Linked DNA regions of Homo sapiens: region 2 is linked to region 1. A link is a contact called in ENCODE Hi-C or POLR2A ChIA-PET data. All regions are on one chromosome and are shown on one strand. The core of a region is the stretch at or near the end of the contact, and the rest is flanking DNA. Distances in the headings are between cores, read along the strand shown. Region 1 holds the start of GARIN1A (golgi associated RAB2 interactor 1A). Region 2 overlaps FLNC (filamin C).

Evidence for each region. Hi-C counts contacts between places; a loop is a spot of excess contacts on that map. ChIA-PET counts read pairs that join two places held with the same protein, here RNA polymerase II (POLR2A). Pooled maps may share reads with other maps.
Region 2: a pooled map shows a loop between it and region 1 (7-fold over the local background). The contact joins the enhancer-like site here to the promoter of GARIN1A in region 1. A Hi-C loop is called at or near these places in 1 of 50 pooled maps. POLR2A ChIA-PET finds 5 or more read pairs at or near these places in 4 of 52 experiments (B cell, BJ, IMR-90 and 1 more).

Annotation. Positions count from the first base shown.
Region 1 is chr7:128,669,381-128,675,622 of GRCh38, reverse strand. GARIN1A (golgi associated RAB2 interactor 1A) reads right to left here and starts at 3,331. Exons shown (of 5, transcript NM_001128926.4): 1 at 3,073-3,331. The coding sequence starts at 3,225. RefSeq lists a silencer at 2,410-2,469.
Region 2 is chr7:128,837,995-128,843,242 of GRCh38, reverse strand. FLNC (filamin C) reads right to left here. Exons shown (of 48, transcript NM_001458.5): 6 at 5,179-5,248; 7 at 4,814-4,976; 8 at 4,440-4,640; 9 at 3,083-3,220; 10 at 2,569-2,695; 11 at 2,273-2,409; 12 at 1,880-2,073; 13 at 1,676-1,789; 14 at 869-1,012; 15 at 545-668; 16 at 289-449; 17 at 1-14. Among named protein-coding and RNA genes, the nearest start is that of FLNC, 10 kb to the right of the region's middle. RefSeq lists an enhancer at 300-804 and a silencer at 981-1,030. Within about 2 kb of position 2,627, at least 3 of the 41 ENCODE cell types and tissues checked have a DNase peak (open chromatin) inside an H3K27ac peak, as active enhancers do.

The DNA.
Region 1 (6,242 bases), core at 2,082-4,581:
GGAATACAGATGCTGGAAAGTGGCACATCATCTTGGGGGCAGGTGTGCACACACTGGGCTGGGCCCTGACCTGCTATTGATCCTTTTCATTGGCCTCCCCAAATACACTTTAAGGTCATTGGCTGCAGGAACCCTGTGTCATTCTTCTCTGGGTCCTCTGTTTTATCTAACTAAAAAGATAACTGTTTTATCTAACTAAAAAGATGCACTAGCAAGAAAAAGCTGAGTGGCACTGAAGTTTTCATTCCCCCATCTTTGGGCAGGAGAAGCCAGCACTGGTTTCTAGTGGCCCAAAAGGGAGATTGTGTGAAGAAAGTCCCAGAAGGAGAGGAAAGTGAGGAAAAAGCTGTTGAATGGGGAAGACCCAGACAGCTTGAGTTGAGGGAGGTTTGGAGCACTTCTCCCAGGATGATGGAGGGGCTATCTTGTTGCTGGGTCTTGAGTGGAATGAGGACCTATTCTCTTGAAGCAGAAGGCGGCCATCACAGGACAGAAAGACTGGATGCCCACCACTGGGCACTGTGTCTCAGCTAAGACACCCCCCACCTCACTGTGCACGGCTGGCAGAAAAGCACCAGAGCTGTGGCCACTTAGGAGCCACAGGGACCTGGATAAGGAACATATGAGGAGGGACGCCTATGTTCCCAAGGCCAGAGGGCCTTCTCCCAATGCTCTACACTTTTTTTAGAAAATAGAGATGGGGTCTCACTATGTTGCCCAGACTGGTGTCAAACTCCTGGGCTCAAGTGATCTTCCCTTCTCAGCCTCCCAAAGTGCTGGGATCACAGGCATGAGCCACTATGCCCAGCCAATGTTCTAGACTTTGTAAAACTATCGACACCATTGCCCAGTCCTTGGTGGAACTGGGGATGAGGGAAAGCCCCAGGGATGACTGAAATGTAATTTCCCACCAGCCTGACCAGATGGTGTTCCCAGAAAAGTGAATTTTGATTTTGAAAAAAAAAAGTGACACTTCTTGGAGCCCTTGTTGAGGAATGAAATTCATATCCTCTGCAAAACACAAAGGGTTGTACACATTGAGAGTAAGTGCTCAATAAATGTTTGTGGGTAATGCTGCTTTGAGATGATGATAGTGATGGTGATGTGCAGGAAGGGGGAGAGAGGAAGCAGTGTAACTGTACTATAACAACTATAACTATAACTAATATGTGGGTTGCATCACTTCAAGTAAACTTTGGACTGTGTGCGGTCATTCATGCCTATAATCCCAGCACTTTGGGAGTCCAAAGCCGGAGTATCACTTGAAGCCAGGAGTTCAAGACCAGCCTGGGCAACATAGTGAGACCCTGTCTCTATCAAAAATTTTTTTTTAAAAAATCAAACTTTGAACTTTTCTGTGCGGGTCAGCCTCTCCCTAGCACATTCTAAGTTTGCTGCTACCCAGGTCACTTAGTGTCCATTCAGAGAATCTAAACAGTTTTAATATTAGGCCAAAGAAAACAGCACTTTGGGAGGCCAAGGCGGGCAGATCATGAGGTCAAGAGATCAAGACCATCTTGGCCAACATGGTGAAACCCCATCTCTACTAAAACACAAAAAAATTAGCTGGGCGAGGTGGTGCACGCCTGTGGTCCTAGCTACTCGGGAGGCTGAGATAGGAGAATTGCTTGAACCCAGGAGGCAGAGGTTGCAGTGAGCCTAGACCATGCCAGGGCAACGGAGTGAGACTCCATCTCAAAAAAAAAGCACACATTAAGAGAAGAAATTTGCAGCTGAATCATTACACCCAAATAGAAATGACTAGAAATTGGATCCTGAGACTGGACTTCCCATGTTATTGCTCTGTCTCCACCAAGGGTATGTTAGGAATGAGCTCGCCTCAGGTTTGCCAGCTGATCACCCAACTACACATCTCCTGGGGCACAGTAAAGGGACCGTGGAGCGGCAGGAGCCATAAACACAGCTCTCCAAAATCCGGGGACTCCATTAGGGAGCAGCTCGCTGCTCTGTGAAGAGTCTCCAAATTAAGCCCAAGACCCACCTCAAACTGTTCCCACCTTCTCTCCTATAACCCCTGGCTACTTTCCCATTCCATTTGAATGGGTCTGTGTCTTGCAGACCTTGCATTCCAGCCTCCCTGCCTTTCCTTAGGTACTTTGAAGCCCCTCTGTCTGGGATATCCTCCCCGCTGCTCTTCCACTTACCAAAATCTCAGCAGTCTCTCAAAGAATGGCTTAAGACCCTTCTGGAAAGCCTTCTTCAACTGCCAAAGTCCAGAGAGAATGCCTTGAATGAATGCCCCCAGCACCTGCTCTCTGCAGTCATGCCTGGTGCATCAGCTGGCCCAAGCTCTCTGACATAGAGCTTGCTTAGACAGTTACCAAATAACAGGTAAACCAAACTCATAGGCTTCCTGGCCAGGGACACTCTGATTTTTCTCTGCACCTCCTGCCCTGCACTCAGTAGATGTTTAGTGTGTGCTTACTGGCTGATTAACTGGTTATGCTCTCCTGCGCAGGAGCATGGGTTCAGGCTAGACCGCTAGAGGGAGGCAGGCAGCACCCGCGTTAAGACTTGATACTTACGAAAACGACCACCTTCCACTCCCAGTGGCCCCATCCCAGGCTCACTTCCATTGGTCATGTCACCACCATCCTTTTAGGGAATGGTAGGATCTGGGCAACACCTATTTACCCAGTGTCTTTGCTTTCAAACAAGGCTGTTTCTAAACCATCCCAGACTGAGGAGGATGGATTTCAGAGCAGAGTTTCTAACAGCAACCTTCATTCCCTGTAACCATCCACTTTGGACAAGTGGCCCAGAAAGGGCCTGTGAACCCTGCCTGGAGACTGAGCTCTGATCTCTCATTTGTAAAGCATAAATCAATTTCCCTAGAACAGATGACCTGCAGGTAGCTCTATCATACGGTAGGCACAAATGGAGGTGAACTTGGGACCCAGACCTTCTGGTTTTCTCTAGCTTTGGTGGCTTCTTTGTCCCCCCGCCCCCCCCTCCCCCAGGGCTTTAAAAGGCCACAGCATCTCCTAACCAACCCCTAGGAACAGGTTTTGGAAACAGAAAGACAGCTGGCCCTGAGCTCCACGAGGGTACCTGGATAAAGTTGCTTTCAAACACCACCGAGTTGGAGAACAAATTGAATTCTGGAGAATGAATCAGTTGACAAAGAAGGCCATTTTCCACCCCAAGTTCCACTCCAGGGCCTGGTTCCCTGACCTCAGGTGGGAGGCCCCTGATTTTACTCATTGGTTCTTGGTAAGAATGGGCTTGGGAACATTTCTGGGGCTCCACGCCGACCCAGCCCAATGCCAGGATGTTGATGTGATCTGCCCCCACCTCCCCAGCATTTCCTCCCCATTTACTTACGGGCTGTCCACCAGGGCTGGGAGGGCCTGTCAGCTCACAATGGCAGGAATGACATCAAGGAATGTGATGGTGACAACAGAAAAGGGAAAAAAAAAAGAAGAGGAAGGACAGAGGATGTGCCAGGCTCTTTTCTCCCTCTTTCCACCAACTACAAACCAGCAGTAATGCAGCCTATTCCACTTTGTAAACATTCAGCCTTACCCCACATGGAAAAAATGACCCTCCCAAAGTTATGCCAAGGCAGCAGTGAGCTGGCCAGATGCAAGGAAGGCTCTCGGGAACATACAGGCTTTAATCCTCTTGGCTCCCCTTGAAGCCCCTCACCAAACTTCCATGGGACTTGTTCACCTGCCCAGGGAAGTCTAAGGATAGGAAAAAGGGAGTTCATCTTCCCTACCCCATCTCATGGGAGAAAAGGAGATTTTTTTTTTTTTTTAAAGAAATGGACACCTGTTAACTAAACTGAGAAGCTTATTTATTTGGAAACAGTGGGCAAAGGAGAAGGCAGTGGCACAGTTGTATGCTGGAGCCAGACCAAAACAGGTCACGAGAGCTGGTTGTTACATTTTCAGGAATGCTACAAACCAGTTGTTAAACACAGCAATTATTAAAACTTTTTTTTTTTTTTTTTTGAGACAGAGTTTTGCTCTTGTTGCCCAGGCTAGAGTGCAGTGGCGTGATCTCGGCTCACCACAACCTCCGCCTCCCATCTTCAAGCAATTCTCCTGCCTCAGCCTCCCGAGTAGCTGGGATTACAGGCATGCACCACCACACCCGGATAATTTTGTATTTTTAGTAGAGACAGGGTTTCTCCATGTTGGTCAGGCTGGTCTGGAACACCTGACCTCAGGCGATCCACCCACCTCGGCCTCCCAAAGTGCTGGGATTACAGTCATGAGCCACCAAGCCCAGCCTTTAAAACTTAAATGATATAAACTTGGCTGGGCTTGGTGGCTCATGACTGTAATCCCAGCACTTTGGGAGGCCGAGGTGGGTGGATCGCCTGAGGTCAGGTGTTCGAGACTAGCCTGGTCAACGGGTGAAACCCCGTCTCAACTAAAACTACAAAAATTAGCCGGGTGTGGTGTGGGTACCTGTAGTCCAGCTACTTGGGAGGCTGGGGCAGGGCGATCGCTTGAATCTGGGAGGTGGAGGTTGTGATGAGCCAAGATGGTGCCACTGCACTCCAGCCTAAGCGACAAAGCAAGACTCTGTCTCAAAAAAAAGAAAAGAAAAGAAACAGTATACAGTGGTGGGCTGCTGCATATCTCTTCCCAGGGTGTGTTCAGGAACTTCATCTTGTTAGCTAGCTTGAAATCAGCAAGTGCTACAAATCAGGGTTTGATTTATTGTTCTGTTGATTGTCTAAACTAAAGTGATAGAGAAAATGTTAATTATGCAGATTAAACTTAAAGATGTGTCTGTAGCTATTATATTTTGGGCATAGAAAAATCTGAGAAAATAGCCTTCCAGTATTTGAAGACTTACCTAATTTAGCGAAGAAGTTGCCCACGTCATTGACAAATGAGTAAAGTTCCAATACACAACTTTGTTATTTCACTTTTGCCTTGCTCATTAATGTAAATCAAAATATCAACCAATATTCATGTCAGAACTATACTTGCTTGTCAGTTGCAATCATAGGTTGGCTAGAAATATCAGCGTTTGACAAAAATCAACAAAAGCTTTTGGTAAGAATCAACTGGTCATATGAAATTTACAATAAAGAGTATTATAAGGCCAGGTGCAGTGGCTCACGCCTGTAATCCCAGCACTTCAGGAGGCCAAGGTGGGTGGATTGTTTGAACTTAGGAGTTCAAGATCAGCCTGGGCAACATGGTAAAACCTCGTCTCTACAAAAAATACAAAAATTACCCGGGTGTGGTGGCACGCCCTGTGGTCCCAGCTATTTGGGAGGCTGAGGTGGGAGGATCACTTGAGTCCAGAAGGCAGAGGTTGCAGTGAGCAGAGATTGTGCCACTGCGCTCCAGCTTGGGTGACAGAATGAGACTCCCATCTCAAAAAAAAAAAAAAAAGGGATCCTAAAATTGTATATTTAAAAAGAGAAAAAGGGCTAGGTGCAGTGGTTCACACCTGTAATCCCAGCACTTTGGAAGGCCGAGGCGGGTGGATCACCTGAGGTCAGGAGTTGGAGACCAGCCTGACCAACATGGTGAAACCCCATCTCTACTAAAAATATAAAAAATTAGCCGGGCGTGGTGGCAGGCATCTGTAATCCCAGCTACTCGGGAGGCTGAGGTAGGAGAATCACTTGAACCTGGGAGGTGGAAGTTGCAGTGAGCTGAGATCACACCATTATTGCACTCCAGCATGGACAACAAGAACAAAACTCCACCTAAAAAAAAAAAAGAAAGAAAAAAGAATCCAACATCAGATCACTTCCCAGTTGGATGTATGAAAATTGGCACTTCTGGCTGGGTGTGGTGGCTTACACCTTTAATCCCAGTACTTTGGGAGGCCAAGGAGGGAGGATCACGAGGTCACGAGTTTGAAACCAGTCTGGCCGATATGGTGAAACCCTGTCTCTACTAAAAATACAAAAATTAGCTGGGTGTGGTGGCATGCGCCTGTATTCCCAGCTACTCAGGAGGCTGTGGCAAAAGAACCATTTGAACCCGGGAGGCGGAGGTTGCAGTGAGCCAAGATTGTGCCACTGTACTCCAGCCTGGGCCACACAGTGAATCTCTGTCTAAAAAAAAAAAAAGAAAGAAAGAAAAAGAAAATCGGCACTTCTTTTTCCATTCCAGGCATCAGCGAGGTAGGTGTAAGAGCTGGTGTTCAGGGCCGGGCGCGGTGGCTCACGCCTGTAATCCCAGCACTTTGGGAGGCCGAGGCGGGCGGATCACGAGGTCAGGAGATCGAGACCATCCCGGCTA
Region 2 (5,248 bases), core at 1,378-3,877, 170 kb before region 1:
CTGGCGGGGATCTCCTGGATGTGGAGGAGGCTCAGTCAGGGCTCTCGAGGGGAACACACCCCTGCTCTCAGCTAGATGCTGGCTCAGGACACACCCAGGGGACCCAGCATGGACAGGGGCAGCCTCCAAAAGGGCCCCCTTTGCTTCCTCTGAGGCACCCTGCCTCACACAGGTAGGGCTCCACCATGTCTGCGGAATCATCCCTCCCTGTTCCCAGTGACAGCATCTCCAGCTGCCTTCTGGAGCTGGCAGGTGCATGTCGCTGTGAGTACCCAGGAGCTTAGGTACCTGGTTGGCAAACAGCACCATGATGGTGTAGCGGCCCGCCCCTGGTGGCGTGTACTTGACGGTGAAGGTGTCGTTGTCATTCTTGATGATGTCGAAGTCAATGTCAGCCTCTGCAGGGCCCACCACGCCTGGGGCGCACTTGATGCCGATGCTCACGTCGCCTGCAGAGAAGCGGGCACTGCTGTGAGTTGGGCTCAGCCCCCGACTCGACTCACCCCCGCCCCCTCCCAGACCCACCCCTTCCGGCTGGGCGCACCTTGCCCCGCCTCGCTGCAGTCCACCGTGAAGTAGGTGGGCTCATTGGCCTTGAGGCCTGTCTTCTCCACTCCGGGGCCGTACACCTTTACCCGCTCGGGGTGGCTGCCCTCGCCCACGTTCACCTGCGGGAGGGGTCGCAGCTCAGCGTGGTGCCCTCCCTCAAGGCTCATCCTCCTGCCCAGCGCACCCGGCCCAGCCTCAGTGGCACCAGCCCAAGCCTCAGTCCCAGCCTGAGCCCAGGGACAACAGGGACTCCAGCGAGGGTTCCGCCCTCCCTCAGGGACCCCTGGTGGTGGGCACGGGGCAGGCCGGGAGGACGCACCCGGAAGGGGCTCTTGGGCACGTTTACGCCTCCCCAGGAGATGATGATGGTGTGCTTAATGGGCTTGGTGGGCACGTAGGAGCAGCGGAAGGTGCCGTCGCCGTTGGGGATCACCTTGATGTCGATGGGACAGCCGTCGGCGTCCTGTGGGCATCACCCAAGCAAAGTTCATAGCTGTGGCCTCTGCAGAGCGCCCTCTGCTGGCCGCAGGTGAACCCAGCGCCTCCTTTCCCACCCCCAACACTGGCACTCCCGCCCCCACACCAGCCACTGAGGCCACCAGAGCCCAGGGCCACGTGCTCTGGCGGCCAGAGCCCACCCTGGGAGCCTGACTCAAGGCCATCTGTATGGCTTGCTCTCCCAGCCTAGGTTTCCTCAACTCTGAAATGTGTTGGACAGGAAGAGTGTGGGCTAAATTTATGTTCCTAAAACTGAATCATGAGCCTTTCAAAGAAGAATCACCCTCTTAGATCCTCAAGAATATGTTCATTAACCTCTAGGGGTCAATGGACACCAGTCTGAGAAACTGACTTGGGAAACCAGTGTCTTATTCAATGAAACAATCTTTCAATTACAAATTAGCACAAAAATGACTCTTTGGTAAAATACGTTTTTAGGTTATCATCGTTAAGAAAACACAAAATTTAAAATTTTCCATGGTACTGATGGGCCCATGAGTATCAGTCCTGCCTGATCTTCTGTGATGCTGTCATTTCCTGCTGGGAGGCCTCTGCCTCTGGCCTGGCCCTGCCTTCCAGGGTCCCTGCCATGGGTAGTAAGGGCAGCAGAGACTGGACAATGACCTACCTGGGCATAGAGCTTCAGGTCTCCCTTGCCAGCTGCACGAGCATCAATGGTGAACTCAGCGGGCTTGTCCACGATGCAGCCGGTAGGCTCCAGGCCAGGCCCAAAGGCCTTCACCTGTGCGGAGGGAAGAAGGCTGAGTTGGGGAGGGGAGGAGAACCAGCTTGCCCCACCCCCGGGGCAGGTGTGTGTGAGCTGGGACCACACCTTATCTGGGAAGCAGTCAGGTGGGGCGGGCAGGATGTGGGCAATGAAGGGTGAGTCTCGGATGTCCTCATCGTCACAGATGACGTGCACAGCGTACTCCCCAGGCTCCGTGGGCCAGTACCGCACATCGCAGGAGCCATCCCCCTTGTCGTCACATTCGATCTTGGCTTGTGAGGGCCCCTCGATGGAGAAGCCTGGGGCAAGGTGGGGGAGGGTCGGGGATCCAGCATCAGGCAAGACCCTTCCGTCCCCCAGCTCCCCTCTAGCTGCCCTCATGTCCTATCTCCCTGCTCACCCCAGCGCTCCCCAGCATGCGCACTGCACCCATTACCCACAGTGTCCCCTGCTGCCCTCCCCCGCAGCACTCCCTCCTCCTGCCCCCCAGCCACTTACCCAGTGTCCCCACCTCGGTGCCAATGGCTTCCACCACAAAATCGGCTGACTTGCCCACCTGGCCAGTCTCCAAACCAGGACCCCAGGCCCGGACCTTTTGCACTCCTGCCTCTGGGCTCACCTGTACCTCAAAGGGGCTGGGCAGAGAGGGAGCTGGTGTCCATGCCAGGAAGTGCCCCCCAAAGTCCCTCGCAGCCCAAACTCCATCTCCCCTCAAACTCCCTCGCAGCCCAGTGCCCCTCGTCCCTCCCTGTGATGGCCTAGACAGGACAGCATGGGGGGCGCAAGGTACTCACCTGCGAGGGATGGCGTAGCCGCCCCACGTGATGGTCACCACATACTTCCCAGGCACCACCGGGTAGTACTCGCACTCGAACACACCATCCCCAGCCTCCCGCACCTTCACTGGCTCCTCTGTGCCCTCTGAGGAGATGGGGGCAGGGTGGGGAAGAAGGCAGATCAATATCCTTGAAGTCCCAGCTCCTCAATCCCCTCAAGGAGCCATTGGGACCCCGACCCAGCCCGAGGGCAGTGCTGTAGTGAGCAGTGCTGCAACTCAGGGCAGGGAACACTTGTCATCCCTGTGCATAACACCCCGTATAGCACTTAGGGTGGAGAGAATCATTCCTGGCTTGTAGACCAAGAAACTGAGGCAGAGAGGAGACAATGAGCCTGAGATTCTGGGGTGCCTCTGGTCACTGTGGAGCTGTGGTGCTGGCTGTCACTGCCCTCTGGGAGTCAGAACCACTGGCCATACTTCCCTTATGATCCCCCAGCCCCACCCTCACGACCCTGGGCTCTGGCACTCACTTGGCCCCTTGACCGTGACCTTGAGCTCCCCGCTGCCGGCACCCTTGGTAAACACCTTGAAGTCAGCCACCTCTTTCACGCGAACACCCTTGGGCTGCAGGCCTCGCCCAGAGGCGCGGCAGGCGTTGGGGTTACAGGCTAGGGGAGGAAGAGAAAGGAGGTTGGGGGTGCTGAGGGGCCTTGGACCACTAGCCCCCACCTCCCTGTGCACAGTCCTTCTAACCCCTCCCAGGCACAGGCAGTGGCCCACGGCCCTGCTCTGGAGCCCTTTGTGTCCCCAGCACAACCGGGGCTGCCGGGCTGGAGCTGGCTACAGGCCCCAGATCAGGCAGGTTACAAGAAAGTTTCCGAGCCAGTGCCACTGGGGAAATGCATGGCAGAGCCTGGGCTGAGAGTGGGCTCAGAGAGACAGGGAAGGCCCCTTTACCCAGCCCAAGGCCATCCATCTAGAGCCCTCTGGGCCTCTCAGGGCACCAAAGCAACCTTAGGATCTAAGTCATGCCACAAAACATCCAGCAATGCCACAGAACAAGGGCTACTTCATAGAACTCGAAGCCTGCCATACAACACAGGCAACGTGTGGACATCAGCCTACCACAGACCGTGGCCAGTGGCAATGAGCCCAGGCCTTGCTATGGAACACAGGCAAAGGAATGGGAATCTCAGCCTGCCACAGAATCCAGAAAAATGGCATGGGACCCACAGGTGCTACGAAACAGGACACGACACATATTCCAGGACTACCATGACCATAGGCGATGGCACTGCCCAAGGGGTACCACGGAACACAGGCAATGGCTCAGAGCCCAGATTTCATCATAGAAATCACCAGGCAAGTGGCAAAGACACTAGACCTGCCACAGAACACAGACAACGGCATGGAACCTGGGGCCTGCCACAGAATGCCAAGGAAGGGGGGGCGATTCCACACGGCCCGGGCCATGCCACACAGCACAGGTGAGGCCAGTCAGCTGCGGCCATGCCTGGCCCCGCCTCCACTGGAGAGCATTAATGTGGCATCACTCTCGGCCTGGTGGACGATGGGCACTGAGTGCAGGGAGAGAACAAGTGGGGCAGTCACCACCTGAGGGCTTGGCATGCAGGCAGTACTCCCTAGATATGCCCCCACCCATACAGCCCCGTCACTTCCGCTCAGCCCTCCCAGGGTGGCACATGTTCTGGGACCCTTCACTGTGGCCTCCCAGCTGTGCTCTTAGGAACTCCAGCCACCTTGGGGGTGGGATGGAGGACTCAGGGAGGGGGTCTCTGCAGACCCCCGCCCCAGCTCTTCCTCCTGCCCCTTGCAAGCCTCTGGCTTTGGTAAGGGCTACCGTGGGGAGCAGTGAAGGGCCCTTACCTTCCGACACATGGACAGGGAAGGGACTGCGGGTGATGGGGGCACCCGCAAAGGCCACATGCACGGTATGTGGCCCCTCCATGGCAGGTCTGTATGTGCAGCGGAACGTGCTGTCACCCTTGTCCTCCAGGGCCACCTCCACTGTGTCCCGCCGGCCCTGTGGGTCCACGATCACCACAGCAACATCGCCAGTGCCGGCCCCTGCCGAAAACAGAGGCTGTCAGCACCACTCTGGACACACACAGCTGCCCCGGTGCCCTCACCCTGAGGCTGCCCACCCTCTGGCTGGCATCCCTGTCCCAGCCTCCCCCCACCCCCACACAGCCCCACATGGTCAGGGGCTTTCCACCTGCACCCCCTGGGGCCCGTCCTACCCGCAGTGTAGATGTCAAAGTAGGTGGGTTTGTTGGCCACATTGCCCACAGGTTCCAGGCCAGGGCCACGGGCTGACACCTTGTTGGCATCTCCCAGGGCCATGCCCACGTTCACCTCAAAGGGACTGCGTTCAATGTTCTGGCCAGCAAAGAGCACGGTCACCTAGGGGTCAGAGGTCAAAGGTTAGCTTCTAGGGGAGAGCAGTCCTGAGAGGGGGCAGAGGGGCACAGCCAGGCCAAGGAGGGTGAGAGGCGGGCAGCTGGGGCTCTGGGCAGGCGCGAGGTACAGGCTGAGAGAGGGGTCCATGCAGCCGGAACCAAGGATGTGAAGAGCAGCGCAGGCAGGGGGGCCTAGAGGGAGATACCTTGTGTAACCCAGCGACCTTGGGCACATAGGAGACAGCATAGGTGCGATCCTTGTCATTGTTGGGAACC